Regions from separate parts of the Homo sapiens genome. Here all the other regions are linked to region 2. A link is an interaction called in ENCODE POLR2A ChIA-PET data of the cell type or tissue named here. Cell type or tissue: HepG2. All regions are shown on one strand. Region 1 has its middle 7.2 kb from the start of LINC01766. Region 2 has its middle 5.0 kb from the start of UPK1A. Region 3 has its middle 2.4 kb from the start of GAPDHS.

Region 1 (2,500 bases), 56 kb after region 2:
GAATCATGAGGTTTTGATATGGTTTGGCTGTCCCCACCCAAATCTCATCTTGAATTGTAGTTCCCCAAATCCCCATGTGTTGTGGGAGGGACCTAGTGGGAGGTAATCGAATCATGGGGGTGGTTACCCCCATGCTGCTGTTCTTGAGATAGTGAGTTCTCACGAGATCTGATGGTTTTATAAGGGGCTTTTCCCTCTTTGCTTGGCACTTCTCCTTCCTGCTGCCATCTGAGGAAGGACGTTTTTGCTTTCTTTTCCACCATGATTTTAAGTTCCCTGAGGCCTCCCCAACCCTGCGGAACTGTGAGTCAATTAAACCTCTTTCCTTTATAAATTACCCAGTCTTGGGCAGTTCTTTTCAGCAGCGTGAGAACAGACTAATACAGGTTTACAAATTTGGAAAGGAGAGCTTTATTTCTCATAAAGAGTTGCAGCCTGCAGCCGGGCCATCTCACAGGCCGAGAAGTGTAGCCTCCGGTAGAAGCTGAGAGCAGGCACCTCCAGTAAGGGAAGGATAAGGTCAGAGTTAACGCTGAATGGCTTGGCTCAGTATACATATTCAACAGGTTATAGGAGGAGCTATGAATATTCATGAAGGGAAGGTACAGCACATGTGTAGTAACATCCCATATTCACTTTTTTTTTTTTTTTTTTTTTTTTTTGAGATGGAGTCTTACTCTGTCACCCAGGCTGTAGTGTAGTGGTGCGATCTCAGCTCACTGCAACCTCTCTTTCCCAGGGTTCAAGCAATTCTCCTGCCTCAGCCTCATGAGTAGCTGGGATTACAGGCACCCATCACCATGCCTGGCTAATTTTTTTATTTTTAGTAGAGACAGGGTTTCACCATGTTGGCCAGGCTGGTCTCAAACTCCTGACCTCAGGTGATCCGCCCACCTTGGCCTCCCAAAGTGCTGGGATTACAGGCGTGAGCCACCGTGCCAGGCCCCATGTTCACTTTGGAGTGGAGACTTAACACTTAAATGTATTACAATTAGGCCCTATACATCAAAAGGTGATGCAGAGGACACAAAGGCCCTTTGTGTGCAGCCTCTGTAGACTGGCCAGAGCCACACCCCGTGGTTAGGTGGCCTCTGATCAGGAAGGAATGCTGGTCAGTTGTTATGTTGAAACCACAAAAGGGAGGAGCAGCCATGTATTTCAGGCCATTGGTTGAAATTAGCAGTGAATGAGTCTTTCAATAGGGCTGGTTTCTGTTTAACCCTTAGGGAAGAAAGCTTCATGGCAGTCAGCAAGGGAGGAGGTAGAATGAGGTGTGCCCGACCACCCGTTCAGTCACGGCTAGGAACTCAGCTTTTAGTGTTTCTCTGTAGGCCCCTTGGCCAAGACAGTGTTCATTCAGCCAGTTGGCGGACTTAGGATTTTATTTTTGTCACGTGCGTCCGTGTGAAGAGACCATCAAACAGGCTTTGTGTGAGCAGTAAAAGCTTTTTAATCACCTGGGTGCAGGCGGACTGAGTCCGAAAAAGGAGTCAGCAAAGGGAGATAGGAGTGAGGCAGTTTTATAGGATTTGGGTAGGTAGTGGAAAATTACAGTTAAAGGGGGTTGTTCTCTTGCAGGCAGGGGCGGGGGTCACAAGGTGCTCGGTGGGGAGCTCCGGAGACTTATTGTCCAGGAGAAGGAATGTCACAAGGTAATGTCATCAGTTAAGGCAGGAGCTGGCCATTTTCACTTGTTTTTGTGGTTCTTCAGTTGCCTCAGGCCATCTGGATGTATACATGCAGGCTTGGGCTCAGACACCTGACAATTTTTATTTCTCACAGGTCTCTTATTTACAGCCTCCTGACAAGGATTCTTTGCTTGGCCAAACTTTAGTCAGGCTTCTGAACCTGGGCCGGGCCCAGTGGCTCATGCCTGTAATCCCAGGACTTTGGGAGGCTGAGGCAGGTGGATCACCTGATCTCAGGAGTTTGAGACCAGCCTGGCCAACATGGAGAACCCCAGCTCTACTAAAAATATAAAAATTAGCCGGGCGGCCAGGCGCGGTGGCTCACGCCTGTAATTCCTACACTTTGGGAGGCCAAGGCAGGTGGATCACCTGGGGTCAGGAGTTTTAAGACCAGCCTGGCCAACATGATGAAATCCCATCTCTACTAAAAATAAAAAAATTAGCCAGGCGTGGCGGCAGGCGCATGTAATCCCAGCTACTCAGGAGGTGGAGGCAGGAGAATCACTTGAACCTGGGAGGCAGAGGTTGCAGTGAGCCGAGATCATGCCACTGTACTCCAGCCTGAGTGAGAGAGCGAGACCCCGTCTCAAAAAAAAAAAAAAAAGAAAAGAAAAGAAAAAAAAAAAAAAAAAAAAAAGAAAGGCTGGGCACGGTGGCTCACGCCTATAATTCCAGCACTTTGAGAGGCCGAGGCGGGCATATCACGAAGTCAGGAGTTCAAGACCAGCCTCACCAACATGGTGAAACCCCATCTCTATTAAAACTATAAAAAATTAGCTGGTTGAGGTGGTGAGCACCTGTAATCCTAGCTA
Region 2 (2,500 bases):
GAGATCAGCCTGGGCAATATGGGCAAACTCCATCTCTACAAAAGAATACAAAAATTAGCTGGGTGTGGTGGCATATGCCTGTAGTCCCATCTACTTGAGAGGCTGGGGTGGGAGGATCTCTTGAGCCTGGGAGTTCAAGGCTGCAGTAAGCTGTGATCAGGCCACTGCACTCCAGGCTGGGTGACAGAGTGAGGTCTTGTGTCAAAAAAAAAATTAAAAAAAAAAAAATAATAAAATGAGAAAGATTAGAACATTTGGAAAAAATGCAGGCTGGCGTGCGGTGGCTCAGGCCTGTAATCCCAGCACTTTGGGAGGCTAAGGCGGGCAGATCACCTGAGCTCAGGAGTTGAGACCAGCCTGGGCAACATGGTGAAACCCCGTCTCTATCAAAAACAAACAAACAAACAAAAAACTAGCTGAGTATGGTGGTCTATGCCTGTGGTCCTAGCTACTTGGGAGGCTGAGGTAGGAGGATGGCTTGAGTCTGGGCGGCGGAGGCTGCAGTAAACTGAGATTACGCCACTACATGCCAGCCTAGGTGACAGAGTAAGACCTTATCTCAAAAAAAAAAAAAAAGCTGAAAAGGGGAATTAAATATATATTTCCAAATCTGCCCGCATGGAAATTACATTCCAGTGGTGCAATGATGAAGGATAACATTTGGCATGTTAGCGGTAAGTGCTTAAGAAACAAGGCCAGGTGTGGTGGCTCACACCTGTAATCCCAGCACTTTGGGAAGCCGAGCTGGGTGGATCACAAAGTCAGGAGATGGAGACCATCCTGGCCAACATGGTGAAACCCCGTCTCTACTAAAAATACAAAAATTAGCTGGGCGTGGTGGCGCGTGCCTGTAATCCCAGCTACTTGGGAGGCTGAGGCAGAAGAATCGCTTGAACCAGGGAGTCTGAGGTTGCAGTGAGCTGAGATTGCGCCACTGCACTCCAGCCTGGTGACAGAGAGACTCCATCTCCAAAAACTAAAAAAATAAATAAAAATTGAAAAAAGAGAAAGAAACAAAAGGAGTGAAGGGGCACAAAGATGGAGGAGCTGAAGGTGAAGGCTGAGTGGTCAGAGAAGGCCTCGCTAAATGAAGACCTGAAGGCAGTGAGGGGTGAGCTTGTGGACAGCTGGTGGCCAAACATTCCAGGTCGAGCAAACAGCAAGTGTAAAGGATCCGGGGTTGGAGCCAGCCTGGTGTGTCGAAATACATTTGCTCACAGTTCCTGTGCACTGAAGAGGCCAGTGTGGCAGGGGCTGTGTGAGCAAAAGGGCACCATATCCAATCAGATCAATATATTTACAAATACTTCTAGATGCATGAGCTATCTCTAAAGGAATGTACAGGAAACACTGGCACTGGTGGCAAACCCTGGGCAGAATCAGGCAGCTGGACTCAAGGAGTCCAGCACCTTGACTTTTCACTGGCCGTCCTGTTTCATTTGAAATTTTCATGGTGTTGGCTGGGTGTGGTGGCTCATGCCTGTAATCCCAGCACTTTGGGAGGCCGAGGTGGATGGTTAACCTGAGGTCACGGAGTTCAAGACCAGCCTGGTCAACACGGTGAAACTACTCTCTAAATCGCTACTAAAAATACAAAAAATTAGCTGGGTGTGGTGGCAAGCGCCTGTAATCCCAGCGTTTTGGAAGGCTGAGGCAGAATTGCTTGAACCGGGAGGTGGAGGTTGCAGTGAGCAGAGATCACATCACTGCACTCCAGTCTGGACAACAGAGCAAGACTCCATTTCAAAAAAAAAATTTTTTTTTCATGGTGTTTAAGTTCTTTGCTACTTCCAACCCACGCCATAACCTCCCACGATCCCTCAAGCTCCCTGTGTGTGCACTAAGGTCCTGTTTACAGCCACTTTTTTTTTTTTTGAGACGGAGTTTCGCTCTTGTTGCCTAGGCTGGAGTACAATGGCACAATCTCGGGTCACAGCAACCTCCACCTCCTGGGTTCAAGCAATTCTCCTGCCTCAGCATCCAGAGTAGCTGGGATTACAGGCATGCACCACCACGCCTGGCTCATTTTGTATTTTTAGTAGAGACGGGGTTTCTCCATGTTGGTCAGGCTGGTCTGGAACTCCCGACCTCAGGTTATCTGCCTGCCTCGGTCTCCCAAAGTGCTGGCATTACAGGCGTGAGCCACCGCGCCCGGCCCCTACAGCCACTTTTCTTCATGAGCAGCTATTTCACAAGATCTATCTCTGGGGCCATTTTTCTCCATACAAGAATCATCCCTGCTCATGTGAATGCATCAGACAAGTTTGTAACCATTTGAAGTTTTGTTTTTGTTTTTTGGGGATGGAGTCTCGCTCTGTCGCCCAGGCTGGAGTACAGTGGTGTGATCTCAGCTCACTGCAACCTCCACCTCCCAGGTTCAAGTGATTCTCCTGCCTCAGCCTCCCCAGTAGCTGGGATTAGGGGCACGCACCACCACACCTGGCTAATTTTTGTATTTTTATAGTTTTTTTTGTATTTTTAGAAGAGATGGGGTTTTACC
Region 3 (2,500 bases), 130 kb after region 2:
AAAGTAGCCAGGTGTGGTGGTGCATGCCTGTTGTCCCAATTATTAGGGAGGCTGAGGTGGGAGGATCACTTGAGCCTAGGAGGTCAAGGCTGCAGTGAGCTGTGATTGTGTCACTGCACTCCAGCTGGGAGACAGAGCAAGACCCTGTCTGAAAAAGGCGTTAGCCCAATAAACTATACCTGAATGAATAAATGTCAATTCCTCAGGTTTCATCTGATCGCTAATCTTTTCTTTTCTTTTCTTTTTTTTGAGACAGAGTTTCGCTCTTGTTGCCTAGGCTGGAGTGCAATGGTGCGATCTCAGCTCACCGCAACCTCCGCCTCCTGGGTTCAAGTGATTCTCCCGCCTCAGCCTCCTGAGTAGCTGGGACTACAGGCGTGCGCCACTACACCTAGCTAATTTTTTTTTTGTTTTTGTATTTTTAGTAGAGACGGGGTTTCACCATGTTGGCCAGGCTGATCTCAAACTCCTGACCTCAGGTGATCCATCTGCCTCGGCCTCCCAAAGTGGTGGGATTACAGGCGTGAACCACCTCGCCCGGCCCTGATCGCCAATCTTATCAAACTCTTCACGTTATATCTTCTCGCAGCACCCATTCTTTTCCTTGTAGCTTTTCATGTAGTTTGTCATGATCTACTGATTGGTTTATTTGTTCGATGTCTCCCCCTTGGGCTCTAAGCCCCTCACAGGGCTCCTGTTCTTGTTTGTTTGTTCACGACTGTGCCTCCAGCACTTAGAACAATACAAAGCAGGTTTTCAATGAACGTCTGACAAAGAACAAGTGGACAAACAGCTCCCTCCCCTGCAGCCCCGGGGTAGGGGTTTGCTTGCACCTCAGTGACTCACAGGCAGGCACCATCACCTGCACAGCAGGTTGACACGCAGCTGTGACCAAGGTTCAGGGGGAGTGGGGGTTTGTGCCAGGAAGGAGTCACCATCCCAGAGAGGGATGGATGCAAGAAGGGGCAGAATGACATAACCTCTTCCTTCCGCCAACATCCATGAGAAATTCATTTGCCAAGCACCTGCCATGGGACCAGGGCAGGGTGAGGCTCTCCTGCTTTGATGGCCTGGGAGAAGAAAGTAAACTAAGTGTACAGGTGAGGAGGTTTTAACGAACCGAGACCAAAACACAGATGATTAATTAAACAAAGGGAGCTACATTTTGGTGTACAATCAAGGAGGTGAAAAATATAACCTCAACAAAACCAGGATTCAAAAGGGGCTGATTTTGGCTGGGTGCAGTGGCTCACACATGTAATCCCAGCACTTTGGGAGGCCGAGGCAGGTAGACCACCTGAGGTCAGGAGTTTGAGACCAGCCTGGCCAACATGGTGAAACTCCATCTCTACTAAAAATACAAAAATTAGCCAGGTGTAGTGGCATGCATCTGTAATCCTAGCTACTCGGGAGGCTGAGGCAGGCGAATCACTTGAACCTGGGAGGCGGAGGTTGCAGTGAGCCGAGATTGCCACTGCACTCCAACCTGGGCAACAGAGTGATACTTCATAAAAAAAATAAATAAAATAAAGAAAGGACAACTCCAGGCCATTCTCAGTTATGGAGCCAGATGCTGAAGTCCTGAATCGAATCGTGCCACATGGGAATAGAGAGACAGAGGAGAGGGACTGAGGCTGGCAGAAGATGAAAGGATGGGGTGGAGAGGGATAGAGAAGATGGAACACAGTTCAGGCCAGGCACAGTGGCTCACGCCTGTAATCCCTGCCCTTGGGGAGGCCGAGGTGGGCGGATCACCTGAGGTCAGGGGTTCGAGACCAGCCTGGCCAACATGGTGAAACCCCGTCTCTACTGAAAGTACAAAAATTAGCTGGGCATCATGGCAGGTGCCCGGCTAATCCCAGCTACTCGGGAGGCTGAGGCAGAAGAATCACTTGAACCCGGGAGGCGGAGGTTGCAGTGAGCCGAGATCATGCCACTGCATGCCAGCCTGGGGGATAGAGTGAGACTCTCCCTCCAAAAACACAAAAAGAAGATGGAACACAGTTCAAAGTGGGAGAAATCCCACCTCTTGATCTCTGGGTGGGTTAGGATTCTGACACTCATCACCCACTCTTCTCTGCCCAGCCACCTCCTGGTATGGGAAACTCCATCATTTCGGCCCTGGACCAGGGCAGAAAAACCACACCTGAGTTTGCCCAGGAATTTGGCTTTGTCCCTGGAGTGTGAAACCGGGAAACAGATTTGATGAGCTCAAGCTTGGAGAGGTGGCACACTTAGTCACCCTCTATAGGCAGAGCCCAGAGAAGGCAGAAGCTTCTGGATATCTGTCCTGGGATGCCTGTCTTTGGGTGGAGTCAAGTGTCCAGGAGCTGGAGAGGAACCCCGGGTCCTCTGAGGGGAGTGGGCCTTGGCGCCTTTGTTTGAGCAAAGCCTGAAAACACGTGCAGATTCTCGCCACACCTGGGCACCCACACACATAGCTCTGCCACCTCCAGCTGCTCACACCCTGCACATTGTTCCTGCCTGGCCTTCCCACCAG

What was found. Peaks named below come from ENCODE experiments on the same cell type or tissue, not always from the same donor. Only the 100,000 strongest peaks of a DNase experiment are listed, where the experiment ranks them.
Region 1: POLR2A ChIA-PET joins it to region 2 with 5 read pairs; 7 of 35 experiments call an interaction of 5 or more read pairs at or near these places.
Region 3: POLR2A ChIA-PET joins it to region 2 with 7 read pairs; 5 of 35 experiments call an interaction of 5 or more read pairs at or near these places.

Annotation. Positions count from the first base shown.
Region 1 is chr19:35,603,861-35,606,360 of GRCh38, reverse strand. No RefSeq gene overlaps it. Among named protein-coding and RNA genes, the nearest start is that of LINC01766, 7.2 kb to the right of the region's middle. In HepG2, no CTCF peak of the experiment used is centred here; a DNase peak (open chromatin) is centred at 1,100; H3K4me3 peaks cover 347 bases; H3K27me3 peaks cover 36 bases.
Region 2 is chr19:35,660,261-35,662,760 of GRCh38, reverse strand. No RefSeq gene overlaps it. Among named protein-coding and RNA genes, the nearest start is that of UPK1A, 5.0 kb to the left of the region's middle. In HepG2, no CTCF peak of the experiment used is centred here; a DNase peak (open chromatin) is centred at 1,180.
Region 3 is chr19:35,529,812-35,532,311 of GRCh38, reverse strand. No RefSeq gene overlaps it. Among named protein-coding and RNA genes, the nearest start is that of GAPDHS, 2.4 kb to the left of the region's middle. In HepG2, no CTCF peak of the experiment used is centred here; no DNase peak of the experiment used is centred here; H3K27me3 peaks cover 606 bases.